3 separate regions of the Homo sapiens genome follow, and regions 2 and 3 are each linked to region 1. A link is a loop called in an ENCODE intact Hi-C map of the cell type or tissue named here. Cell type or tissue: A673. All regions are shown on one strand.

What was found. A loop is a pair of places that touch in the nucleus more often than their neighbours do. Peaks named below come from ENCODE experiments on the same cell type or tissue, not always from the same donor. Only the 100,000 strongest peaks of a DNase experiment are listed, where the experiment ranks them.
Region 2: a loop joins it to region 1, with 2.5 times the contacts of the local background. A loop is called at or near these places in 7 of 110 quality-filtered maps.
Region 3: it touches region 1 in a loop (6-fold over the local background); 12 of 110 quality-filtered maps call a loop at or near these places.

Annotation. Positions count from the first base shown.
Region 1 is chr3:30,778,629-30,781,128 of GRCh38, reverse strand. The region is part of intron 13 of GADL1 (glutamate decarboxylase like 1); the gene reads left to right. Among named protein-coding and RNA genes, the nearest start is that of GADL1, 110 kb to the left of the region's middle. In A673, a CTCF peak has its summit at 1,252 (motif pointing left); a DNase peak (open chromatin) is centred at 1,228.
Region 2 is chr3:30,912,197-30,914,696 of GRCh38, reverse strand. No RefSeq gene overlaps it. Among named protein-coding and RNA genes, the nearest start is that of GADL1, 19 kb to the right of the region's middle. In A673, no CTCF peak of the experiment used is centred here; a DNase peak (open chromatin) is centred at 1,546.
Region 3 is chr3:30,889,851-30,892,350 of GRCh38, reverse strand. The region is part of intron 1 of GADL1 (glutamate decarboxylase like 1); the gene reads left to right. Among named protein-coding and RNA genes, the nearest start is that of GADL1, 3.6 kb to the left of the region's middle. In A673, no CTCF peak of the experiment used is centred here; a DNase peak (open chromatin) is centred at 1,260; H3K4me3 peaks cover 985 bases; H3K27ac peaks cover 2,500 bases.

The DNA of each region.
Region 1 (2,500 bases):
ATACTTGGACTCCTGTAAATACCTTCCTAATTTTGTGGATTTTAGAACATAGACTAAATGTGTTCTCAGGACACCCAAGAAGTCAGACTTTCACATATGTAGGCAATTAAAATTAAGGGGTATACAAATGATTTACTCTGAAAATACTCATTAGTGCTTTGAAGTCTCTTTAAGAATTATGTAAAATACAAGCTACAGAGGCAGAGACAGGAAAAAGTCAAATATATTTTTGCAAAAATTCAAAGACTTTTTCAACTCTTAATTTTGGAAATGACCAAAGCAAAGATATTCCAAATGAAACATCAAATTTCTTCCAATGAAGTGAAGTGTCAGAAGGGCTTTATAAGCTTTCAAATGTTGTAGCACTGAAGCCATTCCATTCTAAAAGTGCTTAGTGATAGACCTTTTGCATTTTTTAGTAAGTTTCTGTTTGGGCAAAAGGAATCAGATCTAAGTCCTAACTTGTAAAATATAGAACCCATAATAGATAAAACATCGTAAACTGTTTTGTAATGTTCCTATGCAAATGAAAGGGAATAACAAATTTGGTGACATATTAGAGTCCACTCAGAAGACAAGAACTGCATGGTAAAGTGGGAAAGTGTAATATCAATAATTATTAGCAAGGGATTGGAGTAATGGAGGATTGCCTCATAGAGAATGAAAAACCTAAAAATGAACAGGAGTAGCTGATATAGAGAGCAGCCACCACACCTGGCACTGAGATAGAGCGCCCAAGGGAGAGTCCATCCCTTCCCAGGACTGAGGTCTAGACCTCTTCAGAGAGAGTATGACCTTGGCTCATGGGATAGCAGAAAAGTTTACTGAGATGTTACATTGGTGGTACTCACTAGAAATCTAGTCTGGAGTGCTGAGCTGAGGGAAGCCATCTACAGGGGCCATGCCACAACTTGGAAATCACTGCAAGCTACCTAGAAGGAGTGCCAGAGAAGTCATCCAAGGCAAGGTGCCTAGCTGGCATCTCTCTCCTTTGAAACCACCTGAGGGGAGTATGCCAGGAAAAGCCATTTATGGGCTCTCCACTTGCTGCCTGTCTGCTGTGATGCCACGTGATGCCACCTGAAAGGGGTGTACTGGGGGAAGCTACTGGGGTAGATGGGTGGGGGTGTACTTATGTTTCTGGTCACCAGTACTGCTGAAATGAACCACAGATTCTGTAGGAGACCCATGAAAGTGAGCACACCACACCAGGAAAGCATTCCTTCCTTCTCCAGTGTCTCTCCAGCACCCTCTGCTGACAAAGTCTAAGATTGGACCACATGTCATGGGAGAAATATCTGCAGAGTCCACCTACATTATTTTAGGACACTCAAAAAGGGTAGATTTCTGGCTGAGAGGCAATAAATTGATAACTGACATAACACAATCTAGTGACAGATAATTACTATATTTTTCTTCTACTTTCTAGTCAGGTATAGTTACTTCATTTGAAAAATGTGTTCACATTAAATGCTCAAAGAATTTGGGAGTTCAGTACAGTCTATCCTAGATAAATCTATTATATTAGGTTGCTGCAAAAGTCATTGTGGTTTTTGCCATTACTTTCAATACTTCAGAGATCCAGGTATAAATTGTGTAGATTTGTAAGAATGACTGTAGTCTCAATAGATGTTTGTGAAAATTGAGTTGAATTACAGTGTTTCATTTTAAACTACTTTTTATTAAGATATGAGATGATGGGTCTTTCCTCTTGATGAAATGCTTTGAAACTTTATATACTGGAGCATAATTCTGACAGTTATTGAGAACTGTTGCAACATTGGTTATTACAAACTGTTTATGGCAGAAAATGAAAATCAGTTCAAATATTGTCAGTGTGAAGCATCAAATGAGGAAGATGCATATGACACAATCTTTCCTGAATACAATTCTATATGTCTAATTTGTGAACCCCCAACATAATGTCCCAGATCTCCTAGTCATTGAGTAGTCATCGCATTTCCTATGTTTTTGTCCAGTGAGGACAAAGCCTTGTCTGCGTGACAAAGGCTGGGCTAAAGCCTGTTACAATACAGTCCCATGTTTAAGCAAGTCATGTCTGATAGAAAAACAGACTGGCAGGGAAGATAACTGGGTTATGATTACTTAGTGTAGATGAGAGTTTCTGATAGAACATAAACTGCCCGCTTCAGAATCACTTGACATGCTTCATAAAATGCCAATTCTTTAGCCTTTTCTAGGATGGACTTAGACATTGGACATTTTGAACATAGGAACCTGAGTTCCTATGAGAATCTACATTTTGAATAGGTCCCCTAGCTAATTCGCACTTTTACTGATATTCGAGAGCCGGGAGTCAAGGTGATGTTCTTTTTTCAAAAGCAGTATTGGCTAGGGTCATAGTAGTGCTGGTTAGTGAAGCCCAAGCAGGTCACGCTGTTATCATCTCACAGGTAATCAAAGCTTTTGCATTTGCCAGGTGTAGGGGCCAACTTTGGCTGCCTTAAGAAGAATTATTGGAAGCCTATGATGGTATAGC
Region 2 (2,500 bases), 130 kb before region 1:
AAGCTTTCCTCAGGACTTCCAGTGTGCCAGGCACTGCTCTAAGGATTTTCTCTCTCACAAGTATTTTATACATCACAGTAACCAATAAATATGAGTTTCTACATATTTATCCCCATTTTTCAGATGAGGAATCAGCCTCAGAAAATATCTTGCCTAAGGGCATGTGGTTAGTCTGTGGCAGGCCTATGTGTAGTACACAGCATAATCACTTTCCAGCTGCTTAAATTCAGAGCACCAACATAAACTTGTTCAATTCTAGCCTGCTTTAATGCTTTTGTATAAAACACCTGAGAAGCCAAGGCAGCCTGGAGGCAAATGCCATAAAGCAAACCACCATTGGAGCAAGAAAGGAGGTTGTTGGAAGTCACCACTAAAAACAAAAAAATCATCCCTTCCTAAGGGATGCTCAAAGAGAATCCCTTAGGGAGGCACACAACTCTCTGTGATGAGCCATGCTTATACCTCTCCCTTGGCTTAGTCTCTTGTCTCAGCATTTGCCCTTCATTCTGCTTTAGGCCAGCAATTCTCAAACCTGGCTGCACATTCAAATCACCTGGGGCTGGGCATGGTGGTTCATACCTGTAATCTCAGCACTTTGGGAAGCTGAGGTGGGAGGATCATTTGAGGCCAGTAGTTTGATACCAGCCTGGGCAACAAAATGAGATTGTCTTTATGAAAAAATAAAAAAAGTTAGCGGGGCAAGGTAGAATGTGCCTGTGGTCCCAGCTACTCAGGATGCTGAGGCAGGAGGATTGCTTGAGAGCCCGGGAGGTCAACGCTGCAGCGAGCCGTGTTCACATCACTGTGCTCCAGCCTCAGCAACAGAGTGAGACCCTATCTCAAAAAACAACAACAAAAAAGAATCACCTGCAAGTTTTTTTAAAAATAATCCCAATTTTTGGCCGGGCGCGGTGGCTCACGCCTGTAATCCCAGCACTTTGGGAGGTCGAGGCAGGCAGATCACGAGGTCAGGAGATCAAGACCATTCTGGCTAACACGGTGAAACCCCGTCTCTACTAAAAATACAAAAAATTAGCCGGGCGTGGTAGCGGGCGCCTGTAGTCCCAGCTACTCGGGAGGCTGACGGAGGAGAATGGCGTGAACCTGGGAGGCGGAGCTTGCAGTGAGCCGAGATCATGCCACTGCACTCCAGCCTGGGCAAGTGAGATTCCCTCTCAAAAAAAAAAAATAAATAAATAAATAAAATAAAATAAAAATCCCAATTTTTAAAAACTCACCCCAGACCAATTAAACCAGAATATCTGAGGTAGAACTGAGTCATCTGTATTTAATCATTCTCCCTAGTCCCAGGGGAATCAAATGTGTAGCTAAATGGAATAACCAGTGCTCTAGTCATCAAGAAAAATTCGTATTTCACCAAAAACACCAAGATATCTAATATTACTGTCTTTTGCATTTCCTTAGCAAATTTAACTTTATATCGCCCTACTTCAAGGACACACAGCACCTCCCAATGCTTGTCATACCTCCGTTGTAGCAGCATTCAAAACAGTATTTCTCTAGCTTACTTAACTGGTCATTTCCTGCCATCGCCCATCATCACCATGAATTGTAATCCCCTCGAGAGCAGGGAATGTATTTTACTTAATTCTTATCACAGTGCCTGGGACCTAGTACAGTCTCGACAACTGTTTGTTGCCTGATAAATGAATGAATAAATAAATGAATAGATGGATGGAAGAATGAATACATGAATGGATTTTAAAAGCTGCCACTTGCAGTGGTATTTCTAGAGCTGGGAATAGGGGCATATTCTTGCTCTGTGAGACTGTATGAAGAATGTTAGAACTGCTCATATGCATATATTAGTACTTCTTCCTATCCTTAAAGAAAAAAAAAATCCTGGTCAATTTCTTCACTCCTATTTAGGTAAATTGTCAGGTAAATTGTCTGAATAATAACCCCCACAGATGTTCACGTCAGAATCTCTGAAACTTGTGAATGTTTCCTTATTTGGCAAAAGGGACTTTGCAGATGTGATCATCCTAAAATATTAAAATGGGAAAATTATCCTAGATCATCTGGATGTACCCTCAATGTAATCACAATGACCTTATAAGGAGGCAGCAGTGGGAGATGTGACTGCAGAGACAGATGAAGGCAATCTGAGGACTGAAGCAAGGTGCTAAGCTGCTAGCTTTGAAGATAGAGGGAGGGGCTATGAGCCAAGGAATTCAGGGATGCAGTTTTAGAAGTTGGAAATAGATTCTCCTCTAGCTCCTCTGGAGGGAGCACAGCCCTGCTGATAACTTGATTTTGGCCCAGTGAAACTCATTTTAAATTTCTGCCCTCCAGAAGCTGTGAGACAATAAATGTGTATTAAGTTGCCAAGTTTGTGGCAATTTTTACAGCAGTCATAGGAAACTACTACAGAGGTTGCCATGGAAAGTTTGTGCCATAAGAAGTCTAGCATATGGCCACTGGAAACCTCCTCAAACCTTTGGTGGGTGCATTTTTCTAATGTCTCCAATCCAAGCCA
Region 3 (2,500 bases), 110 kb before region 1:
GAGATCCTGAAGGTAACATTGAATTCGTATGTTAAATGATATCTTGTCTTAAATTCTCTTGTTGAATATCTGTTACAGACCTATACATTACGGAAGAATACCATAGGGAATCCTGTTGCAGATAAAGAATTCTTATTCTGCTCTTTATGCTTTGATATCTTTTATGATCTTGCTGTAGTACATGCAAGAGAGGTTTAAGCAATTAGTTATATCAGATTCAAATTTTCATTATATTAAAAATGAATGATTCTTCAGACTCAAATAATGTTTTTTCTCTATCACTTGAAATAATAGCACAACTTTCCATTCTTCCTGAATAGCTTTGATTCTTGTTAAAACATGTTTAAAAGAGAAGTAAAACTCTAGTTTTCATGGTGGGTCAAAAATTTGTTGTTGAAATGCTGGCTTTTATATACCATTATAAGACTGGCATGTTGTAATAAAATTGAAATCATGACATTTGGGACCAAAATTTCTGTATTTTTTTTTTACCCCACTCTAGATTTTCTCTTTTTCTCTGTGACTTTTTCATTTTTTGTTTATTTCTTATCATTTAAATGAAACCCCCAACAGGCAAAATTCATCACTGGGTGCATGGTCCCTACTATTGCTGTGCCGAACTACAAATACCATCTTATGTAACCTTCGTTAACAAGTCAATGGGGATACTATTATGATCTGCTTTTTATTTTTTTTTTTATTTTAAGGAAACCAAGTCTTGGAGAGGGTAAAGATCAGCTCTGGGCGTTAAACCCAGGGCTCTCACTCCAGAGTCCCGCACCCCTACACTCCTAACACCTAATCCCTGGCCCTGGCCTATGTTACAGAATATGGGCCAGTGACCTGGAACAGCCTCCTTTGCCTGCCTCTGCTGGGACCACAGGAAGAATGCTGGAGAAGACCCTGAGATGTGTGTGGCTTTAAGTTCCTTGAAATGACAGTAGCATTGTTTCCTCTTTGAGTGGGAAGGATGGGGAGAAAAGCTGTCAGTTTTGGGAGGTTCGCACTCATGGTAGGGCTGGATGTGGCAGTCCTGAGGAGGCAGCTCACTGCCCCTCTCTCAGGGGCATGTATATGTGCTCTGCTGTTTGGTTGCTAAGGATCAAAGCAGCTTGGCTCTGAGGGAAAAGGGCAGCATCCCAAGGGATGAACTCTCTATAACAGCCCTTCTCTTGGGGTAGGTTTACTGATTCTGTTCCTCTCAGATCATGACAGATGAATCCATTTTATAAGGCAGTACCCTGGGAGCAGGCAGACTCACCACAGCTGTTCTCTTGTTGGTAACCACAGGAAGGAAGGAAGGAAGGAAGGAAGGAAGAATGCAAAGTAAATACTCTAGCCGACAGCCTGTTCAGATTGGGTCTCTGGATACCAGATTTAACCTCTGTGAGCCTCAGTTTGTTAATTTGTAAGGTAGGGATAAAAATATCTACTGTTTAGGATTATCATGAAGATTAGGAATAATATGCACAATGCATGGCAGGTAGTAGGTTATAGACTTATTATGTTCAGAAAATTGTATGTGAAAGTTAATGAGGTTATTGAAATGTGTTAAGCACCATGTGATTTTACAGGAAGAGCCCATGGTGATGTTCACTCAACTCCACAATGCTACCAAGCACAATCTCATATTCACCTATTGATGAAGAATATCCACTAGCTGCATGATTACCCCACACTCTATACATTTGGTCTGCTGCTGAGTCTTTGTAATTTGGGCTTTCAGTTTTAGGAAAGAATGAGTAGTTAATTTACATATTAAAACAGGAGAATGAATTAAGAGTCCAGGTGATTCATAGGGAGGCGATTTTCAGAAAGGATTTTGGTCACTGGCATAATGGAGTTACCACCACAGATGTTTCAAGATTTTTATCTCTGTTCACTGGTTTTTCTAATGTGTTTGGTAAAGGCTGTATTGCCCATATCATCATTCTTTTTTACATGCTTGTAATTCTATATATCTATTTCTTCCCTGATGTCTATGAGGGTATGGAACACATCTGTCTATTTACTGCATCCCCAGCATCTAGCAAAGTGCCTGGCACATAATAGGTACATATATTTAACATGTGTTTGTTCAGTAAACTCATACATGAATGATTTAGAGTGACAAGAATCATGACAATGCATGATTCCCGAAATCTTAAGTTCTTTTCATTTTTGCATTTAAATCTTAAGTTTATATTCACCTTTGCCTCCTTGAAGCTGTTTGTAATAGTAAAAATTAGTAACCATTTACATATCAAACAAAGAGGCATTGTTTGGAACATCTAAATATCTAATAGCTGGATGGCTAAAATAAATTATGGTAGAGTATAGAATACTATGTGAATGCATTTCATGTTTGGACAATGACTACACATTGCAAGAGGTTCTAGGTGGCTAGATAGCAAAGAATAGGTGTTGTCTCTAGGTAGATGGGATTGTGAATATTCCTTAAATTCTTTTGATTATATTTCTGATTCTTATGTAGGAATTTGCATTGCTTTTACAAGGAGGG